Linked DNA regions of Homo sapiens: region 2 is linked to region 1. Evidence: chromatin loops called from intact Hi-C (ENCODE). Cell type or tissue: thyroid gland. All regions are shown on one strand. Links, peaks and the distances in the headings refer to the core of each region. The heading gives the core; the rest is flanking DNA.

Region 1 (2,500 bases), core at 1-2,500:
CAAAATAGGTCGGGTGCGGTGGCTCATGCCTGTAATCCCAACACTTTGGGAGGCTGAGGTGGGTGGATCACCTGAGGTCAGGAGTTTGAGACCAGCTTGGCCAACATGGTGAAAGCCCATCTCTACTAAAAATACAAACATTAGCCGGGCATGGTGGTGGGTGTCTATAACCCCAGCTACTTGTGAGGCTGAGGCAGGAGAATCGTTTGAACCTGGAAGGCAGGGGTTGCAGTGAGCCGAGATCGCGCCACTGCACTCCAGCCTAGGTGACAGAATGAGACTCTGTCTCAAAAAATAAATTTAAAAAAAGCCACAAAGGCCGGGCGCAGTGGCTCACTCCTGTAATCCCAGCACTTTGGGAGGCCGAGGCGGGTGGATCACAAGGTCAGGAGATCGAGACCATCCTGGCTAACATGGTGAAACCCCATCTCCACTAAAAATACAAAAAAAAATTAGCCAGGCGTCGTGGCGGGCGTCTGGAGGTACTCAGGAGGCTGGAGCTACTCAGGAGGCTGAGGCAGGAGAATGGCGTGAACCCGGGAGGCGGAGGTTGCAGTGAGCCGAGATCGTGCCACTGCACTCCAGCCTGGGTGACTGAGCAAGACTCTGTCTCAAAAAAAAAAGCCACAAAATAAAATATTGCTAAAACCTGCCACATAAAAATAAACATAGATGGCAAAAACAAACACACACATAAACCTCATAAACAAAGTCAAATAGCCCATGACAAACCAGGAAAAGATTTGCAACTCACCTTATGGATAAAAAGCTGAGCTCCCCATTATATAAAAAGCCCCTGGAAATGGTTTTGAAATAAAAAGCAACAATAACCACGACCCAATAGATACGCAAACCAAGTTCACAGAAAAGGAAATACACATAACTCTTAGACACACTTTTCTCATAGGAAAAAAAAAAAAGGCCAGCTTCACTCACACTAAGAGAAATGCAAATTAAAACTACACAAGTACCACTCATCTACAAAATATGCAAAAATCCCAACATGTGATCGCGCCCCCTGTTGGTAAGTCTAGGAAAAAGCAGGTACTACTCGTTTGGATTGTTGGTGAGGATAAATAGGTTCCATCCCCACGGCGGGGATTAGGCAACAGCTATGAACACTATAAATGCCTACACCCTGGGACCCAGCAATTCCACTTCCAGAAATGTATCCTGCAGGTGGACTCGCCCACGTGCACAATGAACTATGGTCAGATTTATTCTTTGCCACGCTGTTTGTAAAGGCAAAAGACTGGAGACACAATCAATTTATTTAACAAACTCATCAGTAAGGCCTTGTTAAATAAATTACGGCACAGCCACACAATGGAATGTGAAGGAATGTTCTAAAATATCGGGGAAGTTCATCATACATCAACATGCAAAAGCTCTCCAAAATATACTGCTAAGCAGAAAAGATGCAGAAAGATATGCATAGGGTGTTATAATTTGTATATAAAAGAAGGAAAAAAGGATTTGCAGGCATCCCCTGCTCTCCAAACCCTCAGAACCTGAAGTCAGGAAGAGAAGAGACCCTTGTGTACCTGGTTGCCTTGGTCATGCATGAAAATCCTCAGGAAGTGTATATGAGAAATGATATACCCATACTACCTGTTGCAGTGTGGGAAGGTGACCACAGCTGATAGAGGACACAGTGGCCGTGGGCTTTTCCCAGCATACCTTTTGGATGCTGGAGCCATAATCACAGCTAATGCTTACATGGCTCTGACCATGTGCCCAGCCCAGTTCTTCACATATAGGCTCATATGATCCTCATGAAGACCCTGATGCAGCCGAGACAATTCTTATCCACATTTTACAAATGAAGAAACTGGAGCAAAGAGAGGTTAGATGACTTGCTAAACGTCACACAGCAAAGAGGCAGAGCCATGTATGAATGTGTAAAAATTATTCCTTTTGTACTTAGGCTTTCTCAGGGGTGAGCGGGGCACCTGTCTGCAATGCCTGTCTCACTGCAGGGGACACATGCCACGCCCTCTATTTGGCCCCATGGAAGCTCCCCCCCACTCCTCCACCTTGGATTGATGGAAGGGACTCACCGTTCCTTCTCTTCAAATAAATCCCCTTCAAAAATCCTTCCTAGTCTCTGCTTTCACGATGTTTTTATGCTGCTGACCTGGGAGCAGTGGCCCAAATCCTATCACCGGTAGCTAGAAATTTCCCTGGAGGATGTGTGTGCTGACCGTGTCTCCTACCCCTCCGCTGGGTGTGCACTTCCACTGTGTCCTGGTACCTCAGCCTAAACTTCCAACGCCTAGTGCTGAAGTTTTAATACATCGATCCTTATACCCTCCTTGACACCATCCTCAACACTGAACTAATGACTTCTTGCTGACCACAGCAGCACCTCCAAGTGACCTCCCAAGAATGAACCGGGAGGTCATTCTGTCCTGGAGTGAGCTGAATTCCATGCTCAAATTCACAAATGTTTCACCAATAAGAAAACAAGGGCACGGACTTGGACAAGGAGCGCTGCTCA
Region 2 (15,682 bases), core at 7,893-10,392, 98 kb before region 1:
CCACACTCATAACATTTATAGGGTTTCTCTCCTGTGTGGACTCTTTGATGCATGCAGAGGCTGGAGGTGTGCCTGAAGGCCTTCCCACACTCTTCACATTTAAAGGGCTTCTCTCCGGTGTGGACTCTCTGATGCATGCAAAGGTTTGAACTATTACTAAAGCCCCTTCCACACTCACTACAGACATACGGTTTCTCACCTGTATGAACTCTCATATGAATTTGAAGATGGGAGCTCCAATTGAAGGCTTTGCCACACTCGTAACATTTATAGGGCTTCTCCACTGTGTGGATTTTCTTATGTCTATTAAGTTTTGTTGTAGTGCTAAAATCCTTACCACAATCATCACATTTATAGACCTTCTCTCCTGTATGGTCTCTCCAATGAATATGAAGTTCTGATATATGAAAGAAACCCTTATCACACTTGTCACATTTATGGGGCTTCTCAGCTGTGTGAATTTTCTGATGCATAAAAAGATCTGCTCTCTCAGAGAAAAATTCCCTACACATGGGGCACTTGTAGATCATTTTTCCTATTTGGTATCGTGATTTCAAGGAGAAAATTTCCTTATGATTACTACAGTTACAAGACTGTTATTTCATAGAGTCTCTTATTTGGCCATTTTGGCAGTCTATCTCAGGCTTGCTCTATTAGGTAAGTTTAAGGTCAGCCTAAGCTTTTCCCTGCCTGTCTTTCTACGGAAGGTTTCTTCCTGCATAGTGTTCCTCACTCAGTATTATTATCGATTATAAAGTGACATTGACTTCCACGTGAATTCTGTAACTCATTAACACAGAACTTTGTTTTAGATCCTGAGTTGTCAACATTCCAAGGGGCTCTCAAAGTGCAAACCTTTGCGTTTTTGAGCCCCTGGAATCTTCCTCTTGTAGAGTAATCTTGTATGTCTCACTTCTAGAAAAAGGACTGTACAGTATATCCCCTGTATCGAAGGATGAGATACTGCTGGCTGGTCTCGAGCCCCTGCAGTTGCCCCTTGAAGAGTCAGTTTGGCATTCTGCCTCCTGCACATCAGACAGGAAAGCCTTTCCAGCAAGCAGGCTCCTCGGGGTCCAGGTATGGCAAGCCCTGCTTTGGGGAATTCCCTACATGGGTATCATGCCGTCTCCTGTAATAGAAACATAAATAAATAAATTGAAAATGCTTTTATCTGGAAAACTGCTATTGATTCCAAAATTAATTTTATATAAATGTGACAGCAGTAACACAAACCTTTTTTGGTCTTGAAGAAGCTCTCTTATCTTCCAAAGATGTGTCTCTTGGATTTGCAGGTCTGAAGGAGAGAATTTGTAGATATCATGCTCCTGTTTACAGCTCAAGTATATAATCCAATTACAATAACTCATTGTAATTATCTGAGCAACATCAAGGGGAACATTATTGAAAGAGAAAAGAAATCCTCAAAAAGACCTACATGTGAGTATGAAAACCAGCTGTCCTGTAAAAAGGAACAACAATGAAAACGATCTCCACTTTGAACTTCAGAAGGTACAACATTGCTGCCTTTGGAGATAAAACATCGTATTTGACTTGCCTTCTAATCTATAGAAAGAATAAGTACATGATGTGTTGGTATCAAATGTCATTCTCCTACTTGTCCTCAATGATTTCCTGATGTACTTAAAATAAAATCCCAATCCTTAACTCAAACACCTGACCTGCCCCTCTCCCCACCTCACTCCCTGTGCTTCCTGCCTCTGGCTTTCTTTTTCAGCTCTCAAACACCCTAAGCGTTTCCTGCCTCAGGGCCTTTGTACATGCTGTTCCCAGCACTTAAGCCACTCCCTCCCCTACTTTGTGCAGAGCTTTGTGGGTCAGCTGCCCCTCCCCTACCTAAAGAGGCCCCCCGGCTAGACTCTGTTTTCATCTCCTTTGATTCCTTTAAAGCCCACAGGACTTGTAATTATCGTATTGGTTCCCTGGTTTTTAACCTGTCTCCTGTACTAGGATGTAAGTGCCATGAAGGAGGAACTGTGTGCGTTGCTCTCTGTTATAACCTGGCAATGAGAGGTGTTCAATGAATATTTTCTGAAAATCTATAGAGTACTTCAGGACACCCTCTGGCACCCACACACATATCCTGCTTCATTCTGGTGGAGCAGATAAAGGTACATTTCTTAGTGCCTTATTTCCAGTCTTTGATAGCCTACAGGGGACAAAATACACCACAAATAGAATAAGGAGGAGATAAAAGAAGAAAATAAATCTCAAAATATTCACTCTGAAATCTTTTAAGGTTTAGGACTATGTTTTAGCAATCTTTTCATTTCTTTTACTCTATACGCTATGATACTTTAAAATTAACTAAATGAAATCAATAGGTCTTCTTAAAGTAACACTTTTAATATGTTCCATACAAAGAGAACATGCATGGGTGTTTGAGGAGATGTAATGTTAAAATGTAAAATAAACTGGACTGCTTATAGGTGAAAGTGTTACAATTACAAAATTCAATTAGGTCCCCAAAATTTCGGCAAAAATGGTCATATATCTACAAAAATTATGTTTGCATCTATCCTTTGTCCTAGTAATAATTCTAGAATATATCCTAAAGACACATTGGTAAAAATAGGAAATGACTGATATACCCGGTTATTCACTGAGGCAGTATTTGGCAGCAAAACTGCAAGCAACCGAAGGCCATCGATAGGGAACTAGCCGAGTCGAGTATGGCACCTCCTCACAAGACAAAAAGGAATGAGGACAAGCACTGTGCACTGACATGGAGTGAACCCAGGTCACACTGTTAAGTTAAAAAAAAAAAAAAAGGTACACAATAGTATATGTTCTATGCTACCGTTTCTGCAAAAAAGGAAGGTAATATATAAAATAAACTCTGGCCTGGCACACTGGCTCATGCCTGTAATCCCAGCATGCCAGGAGGCCGAGGTGGGAGGATCACTTGAGGCTAGGAGTCTGAGACCAGCCTGGGCAACATAGGGAGACCCTGTCTCTACAAAAAAAATTAAATTAAATTAAATTAAAAAGTTAGCCAGGCATGGTGGCACACACCCGTAGTCGCAGCTACTCAGGAAGCTGAGGCAGGAAGATGGCTTGAGCCTGGGAGTTCAAGGCTACATTGAGCCAAGATTGCACCACTGTACTCCAGCCTCAGCAACAGAGTGAGACCCTATCTAAAATAAAATATAAAATATAAAATAAATAAATAAAATAAATAAGCATGGTGAAAGATAATCCAGAATTTAATTTAATGATTACTTATGGGGGAGAATACAGTTAAGACTTCTCTGAATATACTGTTACATGACTCTGGAAACATATGTTTCTATAGTTAAAAAATAAAATTAAATGAATGTTAAAACAAAATAAAGAGAATAAACCTATCATATTGGTGACATAGCCACAAATGGCTTTTGAGCATAGTATACTGATTGCACATACCTAGAACATATTCTTTTGACAAATAAGCTGCAAAGAAATCACACTTCTTTCAACAATTTAACTGTTACTGTGGTGTATTTTAAAGTAGGTTAATACAAATAAGTAGTTTATGTTAAAGTTGTTAGGAGCCAAGATTCAATGTAGGAAAAATTAGATTTAAGTATAAAATCAAAGTTAAGAAAAAATTCTGTAATATAAAATTTGACTTAGACATATCAGTCTGAATTCACTTTTTTTTCTTTTTAGTTATCACCAAAAAGACCTGGAAGCAATAAGAAGCGATAGCAATGAGCACACCTACAGCCCCTTCCCTTAAATCCTCTCCCCACCAAGAGGCAAGGGGTCCTTGGAGGAATGGCTGGGTTCAAAGCCAGAGTAGCACTTACAAAATGAGCCTGGGACATCCTGTTATGCCAGAAAGCAAGAGGGCCGTGCCAAAGGAACACAGAGCCAATCATGCAACTGAGCATCAAAAGGAATAAGAAAGGCAATTGAGTGAGACGCATTCAATATACAAACCCCAGGAGCTCATAATGACTGTAGAGAATGGGGAAGAAAGAGACAGACAGGCAGGCAGAGAGATGGAGAGACCCAAGGCACTGAACAAAATTGGAATTAACTAGGGGCCCAACTTTTTACCCTAAAAATTGGTAATTAAATGGAGAGAAGCATCTATCCTATTTCCTCTATGAACTCTCTTTCAAGACAAAGAAACAACCAGCTAATATGTGCATTCTCCTCATCAAACACCTGATTCAAACCATGAAAAGCAATGGGTGAAAAAAGCGGCTGGAAGGCTGATCCAGGACTTGACACTGCCAGGACCAGGCTGTCACCACCTGAAGCCAGGGATCGATCTTAGCATGACTCAAAGAGGAACAACCAGACACGTGTGCCTCCTGCTGTGGTGCAATGGGAAACACCCAGCACCCTCTGAAGACATTCTTGTCAAAAGACTGAAGCAAAACCTAATCAAGCCTCTGGAGCTAATTTTTAATGGAAAGAACTGAAGGGACAGAGGAACTACTAGGAAGCAAGTAGCAAAATATCAAAAGGTGAGCCACTCTACAGCACAACTGCCCCTTTTTTTTTGCAATAAGGACACGAGGGAAAAAAAGCCGGTAAGGTGGGAGGAGTTGCTCTAAATGAAAGCGATTTGAGACATAACAATCAGATGTAATCAGAGGAACTTCTTTGCAATCTGAAGCAAACCAGCTGCTAAAAGAGGACAGTCAAGGAAATGTGATTCGGGGTATGAGATTACACTGTGTGCTGTTAACTATGTGATCATGTCATTGTAGCTATGTAAACCAATGTCTACAGCCTTAGAGATGCACAGTGAAGAACAGGAATGACGGGACATGTCGTCTGACATGTGTGACTTAAAATGCTTCAGCAAACAAACAAAAAAAGGGAAAGTAAAAAAGAGCAGACAAAGCAAATGTGGTAAAATCATTGTAACCATTGCATTTAGGTAAGAGATAATAGTCTACTCTAAAAGATTCTATTGTAAAATATTGTGTATGGTTGAAATTTTCATGGTTAAAAAAAAAAATCTGTGAATGCTAAGATATTCCTTTCCTGCTCTTCTGGCAATGGCAAACTAATCCCAGGACCACCGCATAGAGGGGCAACTGTGACTGAAACGAATATAATCCCCGAAACGGCTCTCATTTCCCCAGTCAATCCTGAGCACAGGAGAATGAACACAGGAAGAGGCCTCTGGACAGCAGGCAAAGGCAGTGGCTGCAGGCGAAGGCAGTGGCTGCAGGGCAGCGACAAGCAAAAGACAAAGGCAGCAGCACTGCGCTCTGCTCTTTTGCCTGGCAAGCTAACCCCAGCAGGGGTGTCTTCCAGAGCCCCCTCCAGGAATCAAGCTGCCAGGGTTAGGGTACTCCGCCAGCCTAGCCTCAGGAGAGTCCAACTCTGCTCAGAAGGGCAACAGTTCAATACCAAGGTCCCTGACAGGGGAGTCCAACATGACCTCCCACTAGAGTTCTTCTTCAGGCATCAGGCACTGCCATTCCTTCCAGATAAAATTCTCAGACCTGTCTGTAAGTCTCACTGCACGGTGGGGGGATGAGAGGGGTTAAGGTGCATTCTGTAGGAAAAAGAAAGATAAAAGAAACTCCGGCAAATTTTCCACGTGACCAACCAAAGAACAGAAAGGCCAACACACAGCAAGGATCTCCAGTACAGACTCGCCTAACACAGCCCCCACCCAACTCTTCCACACAGATAGAGGCAGCTGTAAATCCAGAGGCAGATACAGGTTATGGAACCCCACAGAGCTCACAGATCCTGAACACACCACGTTCCCAAGGCTATCTCTCACTCCAGACTCCCCCTTATGTCTCAAAATCAACGTCCTACTGGGGCTTTCAAGGGGACATCCCACATGACTGCAAGTCCCTCTTTCTGACCTGAGGAGGAAGGCTGCCAAGGACAAACTCAGAGCCTGCACCTGCAAGCTCAGGAACGCCCCCAGCATCCTGTGCACTCGACTCACACTGGAGGAGAACTCAAACAACAAAATGACAGTGCAGTTGAAAACCAAGAAAACGAAAGCTTAAAATTTAGCCCATCTACCTCAAATCCTCACCTTTCATGAAAAGGAGCCTTTCCTCTCTCCCTGTAGTTTGTGATACCACAGAATACTGAATCAGTACTAATATTTCAGTACAATTAAAATTGAGGGCAACTAGCTAATAAAGAACTGATGCTAAGATTCAAGGAAGTCAAAAACTGAGTCTTAAATACAAGAACCATATCCTGAGAGAACACGTGCTCTGGGTCACGGCATAAGAAAGGGGAACCTGAAGACGGGGGTACAGGACTAACAGGCTGGGAGAATGAAGCTGGTTTCCCTTGAAGGCTGTTCAGACCAAAAGTTCCTCACTCTAGCGGCAGAAGAGGCGAACCCGCTGCATGAAGGGGAGACTACCACTCCAGCATAGGGCCGAGGCTGCAGGAGTTGGTTGCAGCAGCCCTAATGGGATGACCAGAGCATCAGAGGAATGCCAACTATTTACATGGAGGTAGAGGTTGGTAAGCTACAATCGATGTTCCACAAAGTGGACTATGAACTGGATTATATTCAACACAGGCTGGATATGAAATAAAGACTAATCACCTTGACTGGGCAGGAGAGAAAAATCCAGTTACACTCCTAAAGGAATTAGCAGCCATTCAGCCTTGACATCAGATTATGTCCACAGTGTTCAGCCAGCAGATGCCGACTACTAAGCAGGAGGCCAAGTGCCTCGTCTGTGTTGCTCTGCGCAAGGCTATGACCTCCGTGCAAGAACTGCAGAGGCACAGGGACCCAGCTGTCACCACCAACTGAGGAAGAGAATAGCGCCGCCCAGCAACTAACATCCCACTGCCAGGCTGGTGAAGAAAAGAGTACGCAGAAGGGCACACTGGTGCAGAGCCCAGTACCAGGGAGGTATAGGACAATGTCTTACTAGCACTTGGGGCTGGCATGGAGACAGCTTGTTGTAGGGATGGGCCAGTGATGCCTTTAGAAAGACGGGGGATGTGAGATGGAGGGCAGATGCTGTATGAATGAAGAACATTCCCAAGAGAAGGGAACAGCAAAGAGGGAACTTTAAAATGTATTCCCACTTAATCTTGGAACTTCAGGCCAACATGTCACCTAACACTACTTTGCATCTGTTTTCTTTTTATATAATGAGGATAATACAGACATGCTGGCCTATCTCTCACACACACACACACACACACACACACACACACACACACACATTCTATAAATTATCATCCAGTCAAAATGTGAAGTAACAAACTTTGGAAACTAAAAGATAGACAACTGTATTATATATTTACATTGTTTTCAAAAATGCTGACTGCATGTTATGGTAAGACTGCCAGCACCGAGTATGTGACCTGTGGTCATTCAACAAAACCCAACTCAAGTAATAAACTGGCTTCTTGTGTGAACAAAAAAGTAGAGAGGGTAGACAAAATAAGAACAGCAAAAAGCTCACGGTTTCTTAACCTGGGTTCAACTCGTGTGGTGACAGGCCCATAGGAGTACATTTTGTTTTTTTCTCTACTTTTGAGTTCATTTGAAATTTTCCATAATAAAATGGAAGCCAGGAAGCCTTTGCTTAGAACAGTGGTCCCCAACCTTTTTGGCAGCAGGGACCAGTTTTGTGGAAGACAATTTTTCCACAGACTGGGGGCAGGGGTGATGGTTTTTGGGATGATTCAAGTGCATTACACTTAAATTGTGCACTTTATTTCTATTATTATTACATTGTAATATATAATGAAATAATTATACAACTTACCATAATGTAGAATCAGTGGGAGCCCTGAGCTTGTTTTCCTGCAACTAGGTGGTCCCATCTGGAGGTGTTGGGAGACAGTAACAGATCATCAGGCATTAGATTCGCATAAGGAGCGTGCAACCTAGATCCCTTGCGTGTACAGTTTACAACAGGGTTCACGCCCCTACGAGAATCTAATGCCGCCGCTGATCTGAAAGGAGGTGGAGCTCAGGAGGTAATGCAAGCAATGGGGAGCAGCTATAAATAGATGAAGCTTCACTGGCTTTCTTCCCACCACTCACCTCATGCTGTGTGGCCTTGGTTCCTAACAGGCCATGGACTGGTACCCATCTGTGGCCCACAGGTTGGGGACCCCTGGCTTAGAAAATCCCTGTATGACAATCTAAAGCCGTAAGAAAGAATACAACAGTGTTCTAAATTACAAAGCTAAATAAACATTGCCTCCGCCTCCACTGACAACACCAACCTATGCAAGTCCAGAAGTCTGTAAGCAATCTGTCCATCTTGAGTGAAACTCTAGCCTTTAACCAAAACATCCTGTTCCAGCTTTCTGCTCTGTTAATCCTATGGAACCTTTTCTTTGCTCCCTCAGGACCTCCAGTCCTCTTTCAATCTTTGTCCTACTAATGTGGCCCTGTTTGTCTTTACTTCCTGGCTTCCATGCTGGCTTGGGTTCCTTATGCCCTCCCTCCACCCAGGTTCACCTCTCTCTTCTGTCATCATCACTGTTTCCATGGCCACACTCTAGCTCTATCACCCCCAGAAACTGTGCTCCCTCCCAAATCTGTGTTAAGCAACCCATTCTTGGACACCGGGTGCTCCCTCCCCTTCCAGTTAACTGGCTCCAGGAACTTCATGCAGTAGGCTTGCACCCAGTGGCCTGACCCTTTGTTCCCTGTCTGTTGTCCACAGCTTCTCTCTGCGCTCACCAGAACTCTCTGGCCCCACCTACTCTCAGTGACACCGCACCTTATTCAAACCCAACTCTCCATCTATCCATACACGCACCCAAGTGGCTGAATAATGCCAGGTTTATTTAACTCACGACCACACATCTCAAATGGGCACTGGAGTGCCCCTAAATTCCTCCAAAAGTCTTCAGTACACACATTTTCCCAATACTTTAAATTGCTACTTCATCATTCTCCTTTCTCTTCAAATCTCCCATCTTCCCTCTGACTCCCTCACTCGTGGCTGATAACCTGCCAAGAGCCTGTTTCTGATTAAGAAAATAGAAGCAGGCTGGGCGCATTGGCTCACGCTTGTAATCCCGTCACTTTGGGAGGCCAAGGCAGGTGGATCATGACATCAGGTGTTCGAGACCAGCCTGACCAACATGGTGAAACCCCGTCTCTACTAAAAATACAAAAATTAGCTGGGCATGGTGGCACGCACCTGTAATCCCAGCTACTCCAGAGGCTGAGGCAGGAGAATCGCTTGAACCTGGGAGACAGAGGTTGCAATGAGCTGAGATCGTGCCACTGCACTCCAGCCTGGGCGACAGAGCAAGACTCTGTCTCAAAAAAAAAAAAAAAAAGATGCAATTAGATGGCAAGCCCTTCATTTTCCTACTGCAAATCCACTAGGCCACCTGCATTCACACCTTCTACTCCAACAGGGGGTGCCCTGTTCCTAGGAAAGACCAGCCCTTCCACTTGTGCCCATGAGTGCACTTCCTGGGCCTTCTCCAAATGGAATCCTGTAAGTACTCCCTCTCATTGCCACTGTCAATTCCATCCTAGCTATAGGTCCATTCTCATACAAACATGTTCTAGTATCTTCCTTCTTAAAATTGTTTTGGATACCACAGCCCCACCCCTGCAGGCGGGTTTCTTTCCCAACATGCCACTGAAAACATGTTTCTTTCCCAACATGTCCTGCCTCTGTCAGGACAGGGCCCCAAGACAGGGCTGGAAACACCTGCTTTCTTAGCTGGCCCGTCCCTGCCCCTCACTAGCCACTCCTTGTTCCTTTTACTGCTGACCTCTCTTCTGTTCAACTTCTAAATCCTGGGGTGCTTCAGGGCTCCTGCTTGGGACCATTTCTTTTCTGAATCTATACCCTCTAAGTAATCTCACCAGTCACGTGATCTAAAATACTCTTTAGATGTTGGCTCCCATTTTTATCTCTAGCCCTGGACTGCTCCATAATCTCTGCTGAAAGGCACTACAACCACATTTCCAAACCAAATCTCCCCTCAAACTGTTCCTTCCTCATTCTTCCCCATCTCTGTCAAGCACACCAACATCCATCCAGATGCATTGTCCTTAATTCTGCTTTCCTCCAGCCCCACCAGTGCAAATCACTGCACACTCTACCTCCTCTCCACAACATAACCCAGCCCTGCCCTTGCATCTCTCCATGGCCACTACAAGCTCCACCCTATCCAGGCCACGGTCACCTCCTGCCTGCACTATTTCAACAGCCTCTCAACCACAGGTCTCTCTGGCTTTCATTCTTGCTCCTCCACAACTGGACCTCTACCAGTAGTCACCCTTATCTTTTAAAAATGTAAGTTAGAGAACGTCACTGCCCTGCTTAATCCTTCCATTGCTCTTTAGAACACACATCCTCTCACTGGCTCACAAGCTGGAGGTGGCCCAGCCACCGCCTCCTTCCAACCTCACCTCCTGCACTCTCTGCAAACCACACACCAGCCTCCCTCATCTCCTTTCTAGTCTTCAAGCTTGCCAGCCTCATGTGCCCTCAGTACCTTCACATGAGCCCCCTGCCCAGTTTCTTCCTGGTCCTCAGGGAGCTGGCATCTGCTCAACACCCAGGCCTCAGCACATGCGTTGTCTTCCTAGAAAGCGGCTCCCGGGCTTGTCAGTTTCAGCTGACTTACCTCTCTGCCCTCACACCTTTCTGACCACCTCTTTCTGCTTAATTTAACTTTTGTACAGAACATTACCACTTACTGCCTGGAATTATTGTGCTCATTTTTGCACATGCTTCCTTTGTTGTGCTCCTCTCCCTGCTCTCTTGAATGCAAGCTCCTTGATCAGCAGAAACTGCAGAGAATTTATGAAATTTGTGAATCTCTAAAACTCCTTCATCTCTTTGTCTTCCAAAGTCATTCAAGCACCAAATGTTTACTGAGTGTCTAACCTATGTCAGCTTCTGTGCCTTCAGCAGTGCAGAATCATAGCCAGTCCCTTTCCGAGTGCAAGCTGCAGTCTAGTGGGGAGACAATGTTCATCAAGGTGTCCACAAAGAAATGTCAAATAAATCTATGTGAAATGCTCCAAAGCAGCCCTGCACAGTGCTCTGAGCACCTCAGGCTGGGCTGGAAGTGAGGCTGACCTGGTCAGGGGTCAGAGGTCAGGGGAGACCACTTTGAACTGATGGCTGACCTCAGATCTAGAGGAGGCCTCTGCAGGGTGAAGAGAAGATACATGACCCGAGGGAAAGGCATGCGTGGAGGACCATGGTGAGGGGCAGGAGGCAAGCACGGGACAGAACAGGGCCAGCGGGGCTGGAGACGCTCAGTGCCAGATGAGAGGGTAGAAGCTAGGCATCGTGATCTTTATCTTAGTAGCAGTGGAAGCCTCCAGAGCGGTTAGCTTTTGTTTTAAAATTTGGTAGTAACATCAGATTTCCATTTTAAATAGAAAACTGTAGCTAAAGTACAGAAATTAAAGGATGGGTAGAAAGCAAGAGCATTTAGGGGTAAACATGGTAGGGGATCATCTTAGTCATTTGGGTTGGAAACAATGATCATAATCTGGACTAAAGCAATGGTGGAGATGAGAGAAAAATGTATCAGACTTGGTGACAGATTCAATACAATGGGTGAGGGACAAGGAAATGCCAAGGATGACCCCCAGGTCTTTTATTTGAATAACTGGATGGAGATGGAGCCATTCAGTAAGACAGAAAACTTTAGAAAGACCAAGGTTTGAAGACAAAGATTGTGATTTCCATTTTAGACATGCTCATGATATCCAAAAGTCGATGTCAAGGACAGCAGCTAGATGGATGGAACTGGCACTGAGATAAGAGATCAGGACTTTATAAGGTATACATGTGTGAGCCGTTAACATTTAGATGGTAACTTAAACAGGGGGAGGGAATAAGACTGCCTACCAACAAAGGGTGAAAAGGGAAGAGGGCCCTGGGACTAAGCTACAGGAGACCAACATTTAATGACTGAGTTTGAAAGAAGCCAAGTAGAAGAGCACATACTGAATGATTCCACTTACATAAAGTTGAAAAACAAGCAAATCAACTGATGCTGTTACACAACAGAGCAGACAGAGGGGCTAATGACTAGAAAGATGCACGAGGGAATTTCTAGGGATCGTTGTCATGTGCTGTCTTTATCTGGGCACTGGGGCACACAGGTGTGCTCAACTCATAGCTGTGAAAATTCATTACACTACAGCCCTATTTATAATCTGCATGTTAGACTTCAAGGAAAAGTTCAGGGAAGAAATAAAAATGAGAGGAATTCCACTAAACTATGGGAGAGAAAAGAAATAACAGAAAGGGCCAATGGAGACAGGATCCAAAGCTCCACGAGAGGAATGAGCTCTGGAGAGGAGAAGGACGGGCCTCTATGAACAGGCGAAGGTAGGAAGTGGTGTGTGTGTTTAAGTAGAAACTGACAGTCCCTGGCTGCTGGGAAGCAGGAAGCAAGGCCATCTGCTGAGAAGGAGAGGGCAATGGGGAGCCTGGAGGTTTGAGGAGAACAGAGGTGGTGTGAGATGGTTGTCTGGAGGGTGGGAGAGTGGCATGACCCAAGAAACGTAGGGAGACTGCCAGCAGCATCGAGGGTGGGCATGGATTTGGCCCAGGGCTCAGTTCCTCAGGGGCTGCATGGGGAAGGCAGATAGCTAAGTTTCTGCAAAACTGAGTTTTTGCCAAATGAGAATCGTCAAAGGACAAACGGGCCTTCCTTCTAAAGGAAATCATCCCCTATCCCAATCCAAATCTCTACCTTCACATGCTAACAGAATCATAGACCACCAAGGTCTTCACAGTGATACCCTCAGCTGGGTCTTCCAAGCCTCAGGAATGCTTGTGTGACCTCACCCCAACTTGCTATGTGGCTATTGCCCCCTTCCCCATGTTCAATCTATGTCTGACCTGCAGCTAGCTCTGCTCTTCAAACCAAATGCCACACAGAAAAGGGAGAACCCATCAGAGAACTCCCTCCAATTCCAGCCAAACTATCAAGGTACATGTACTGCCCGACTCTAGCCCTTTCTTCCTTTTATAAATGGAAGAAGTGTCCATGTCCTACTTAAGATTCAGCCCAACACCGCTCCTCTCTGGATGTCTGGACTGAGCTTTTCTTTTTTTATCTTGAATACATTATCTGAAATTCGGACTGCTGGCTCAGAAAAATCTAAAGTCGTTTTTAAATAACTATACAATTACTTTGTCATAAAAGTCAAGTGAAAATTACCTATTTTCTTATTTTTGAGACAACTGTTCTGATTTTAAGAAACCTGTAAGTATCACAGATCTTTCAGCAGTATTATGAGTACAGGTCTTCCTATGAAGCACTAACTATATATAATCCCCCTCTTCAATAGCAGACTCTGACAGTAAAATCAATTTCAACAGAGATCAAATTAATTTCCTACCCAGAACCAGATCTATCAGAATGTGTGGTATATAATTTTGCCACTCAAAGCATAAGGGCACACTTTCTGGGAAAGATAAAAGTGAAAAAGAACTGGGAAGATGACATGTCGGCCTCCAATCCCTACCAAAAATAACCACTACCAACTGCAATGAGTTGAGATGACCATGTGATTCATCTCCCCACATGCATACAGCAGGCAATTGTGTCATAGGGGCTGGATAAGATTCTCTAAGAAAGATAATCAAAGGGCCCTGGCTCAGGAGACGATGCACTAAGCCAGTAATCATAACATATAAAGGATCCACATTAACTTCTTGGTCCCTTAATTAATGGGAAGGGTTTTATAGAAAGATCCCTATATCCCTAGTCCTCTAACACATGTTGATTATTTGACATAGATAAGTGACAATGAGAGAAGCCAGCCCACCCTGACACAGACTTGGAAGAGAGGTGTTATTGAGGCAACAGTCCTGGAAGCTGACCTCTGAGGCACAGGGTCAGAGCTGCACACACACAGGCACATATTCCACATTTATTTACCACCCAGCATCTGTTGGGCAGTAAGCTATGCTCCGGAGGATCTGATGAACAAAACAGACAGGGCCTCTGCATTTCTGTGGTTTACAGTTGAGGAGGGGAAGGCGATGGTTCTAGCATGTTTGAGTGGAGCTTTGACAGAGGCATTACAGCTGATGAGCCAGGGGCATCCTAACTAGTCTCAGCATGGTAATGAAGATTTCTAGTTGACTCTACTTTTAAGCTGAAACCCAAAGGACAAAGTGAAGTGGCCACATAAAGAACAGGAGGCACAGCATGTATACAGAGGTCATCAGATGCCAAGCCCCAGAAAGTGAAGTCCAGCAGGCAGAAACAGGAGTCATACAGTGGGGCCTCTCAGCCACAGAAACTCTTATCTGGAGTGACCAAGGCATCTCTGTAGGGTTTTCTGAAAAAATATAAACATTACAGTTACAAGACACCCAGGAGATAGTAGTCCACCTATAAAGACCAACAGAGACTTACAGGTCTTCCTATGAAGTCCTGTAAGCTCAGGACTCTATCTTTTAGGAAAAACAGAAGGCATTTAAAGTGTTGGAAGCCTGTGGAGCCTGTCACAGGTGCCGAAGAGTGGGAAGGACCTGATCCATAAACATACAAAGGGATAAAGTATAAGAAAGGCTCCCGGGGGTATTAGAAAAAGTTGCACAGGAAATCAGCTCCTGAGATGGCTGATACACCCTGCACTTCTAGGAGGAACTTCTGACCTCAGAAGCCCTCCTGCAAATGTTACCTCCCTTTCTGGAACAGGGAACACTCTTTGGCTCCAGCATTCCCTATCCAATGCAGTTTCCCAAAACTGTATGATTTCGTTTGAAGTCCTCACTTCACTTAACACGTATTTTTTCCTTCAGACACCCACACCGTCTCTGAGCCTCCCTCCCAGTGTAGCCCAAAAAATAAATCAACAGCCAAATCCCCGTGTTCTAATTGCAGTACCAAGTGCTGATACTCATTCCGGCACTAATTCGTCAATGTTGCATCTGGATTAGCTGGAGCTCTAAGGAAGAAAGGCAAAAAGTATACTGGGTTGAATAGTGTCTCCCCAGAATTCATATCCATCCAGAACCTCAGGATGTGACCTTATTTGGAAACAGGGTCTTTGCAGATGTAATTAAGATGACATCATAATGTGTTAGTGTGAGCCCTAAATCCAATGCCTGCTATCCTTATAAAAGAGAGGACATGGAGAGTCAGACACACACACAGACAGGGAAAAAGGCCACGTGGGGATGACTGCAGAGAGTGAAGTGATATGTCTACAAGCCAAGGAACGCCAAAGACTACTAGCAACCACCACAAGCTAGGAAGAGGCAAAGGATTCTCCTGTAAAGCCTTCAAAGGGAGCACGGCCCTGCTGCCACCTTAATCCAGAATTCCAGCCTCCAGAACTGTGAGACAATAAATTTCTATTGTTTTAAGCCTCCCAGCTTGTGGTACTTTGTTACAGCAGCCCAAGGAAACTACAAGGAGGATGTGGCATGCTCTCAGTGAAATTTTGCCATCACAGTCCTTACCTCCATCTGGGCTCTATGTACACAAGGGGCATTGTTTATTCTTTGGTGATGCTGAATGGATGGTGCTTATTTCACACTTCACCCAAGCCCTTTTAGCTCTAAAAACCCGGAGTCATTTCACCTTTAATCACGTCCAAAAAAAGAAGTTGCAGATTTCACTTAAATATTTTTACTTAAGAGATTACATTTCATAGAAAATCTTTATTTTTCCTTTCCTTTACAAGAGTTTTATTCTTTGCTTCTGTCTCCCAAGGAAACAAAAAAACCACAAACAG

What was found. Hi-C counts contacts between places; a loop is a spot of excess contacts. Peaks named below come from ENCODE experiments on the same cell type or tissue, not always from the same donor. Only the 100,000 strongest peaks of a DNase experiment are listed, where the experiment ranks them.
Region 2: a loop joins it to region 1, with 2.9 times the contacts of the local background. A loop is called at or near these places in 1 of 110 quality-filtered maps.

The regions. Positions count from the first base shown.
Region 1 is chr12:123,904,049-123,906,548 of GRCh38, reverse strand. All of the region lies in intron 57 of DNAH10 (dynein axonemal heavy chain 10), which reads right to left. Among named protein-coding and RNA genes, the nearest start is that of DNAH10OS, 30 kb to the left of the region's middle. In thyroid gland, for the core only: a CTCF peak has its summit at 1,030 (motif pointing left); a DNase peak (open chromatin) is centred at 1,058.
Region 2 is chr12:123,996,993-124,012,674 of GRCh38, reverse strand. All of the region lies in intron 2 of ZNF664-RFLNA (ZNF664-RFLNA readthrough), which reads right to left. It overlaps ZNF664 (zinc finger protein 664), which reads right to left. Exons shown (of 5, transcript NM_152437.3): 4 at 1,234-1,294; 5 at 1-1,129. The coding sequence starts at 530. Among named protein-coding and RNA genes, the nearest start is that of ZNF664-RFLNA, 32 kb to the right of the region's middle. RefSeq lists enhancers at 5,651-5,710, 5,931-5,990, 6,011-6,060. In thyroid gland, for the core only: a CTCF peak has its summit at 9,353 (motif pointing right); a DNase peak (open chromatin) is centred at 9,384; H3K27ac peaks cover 608 bases.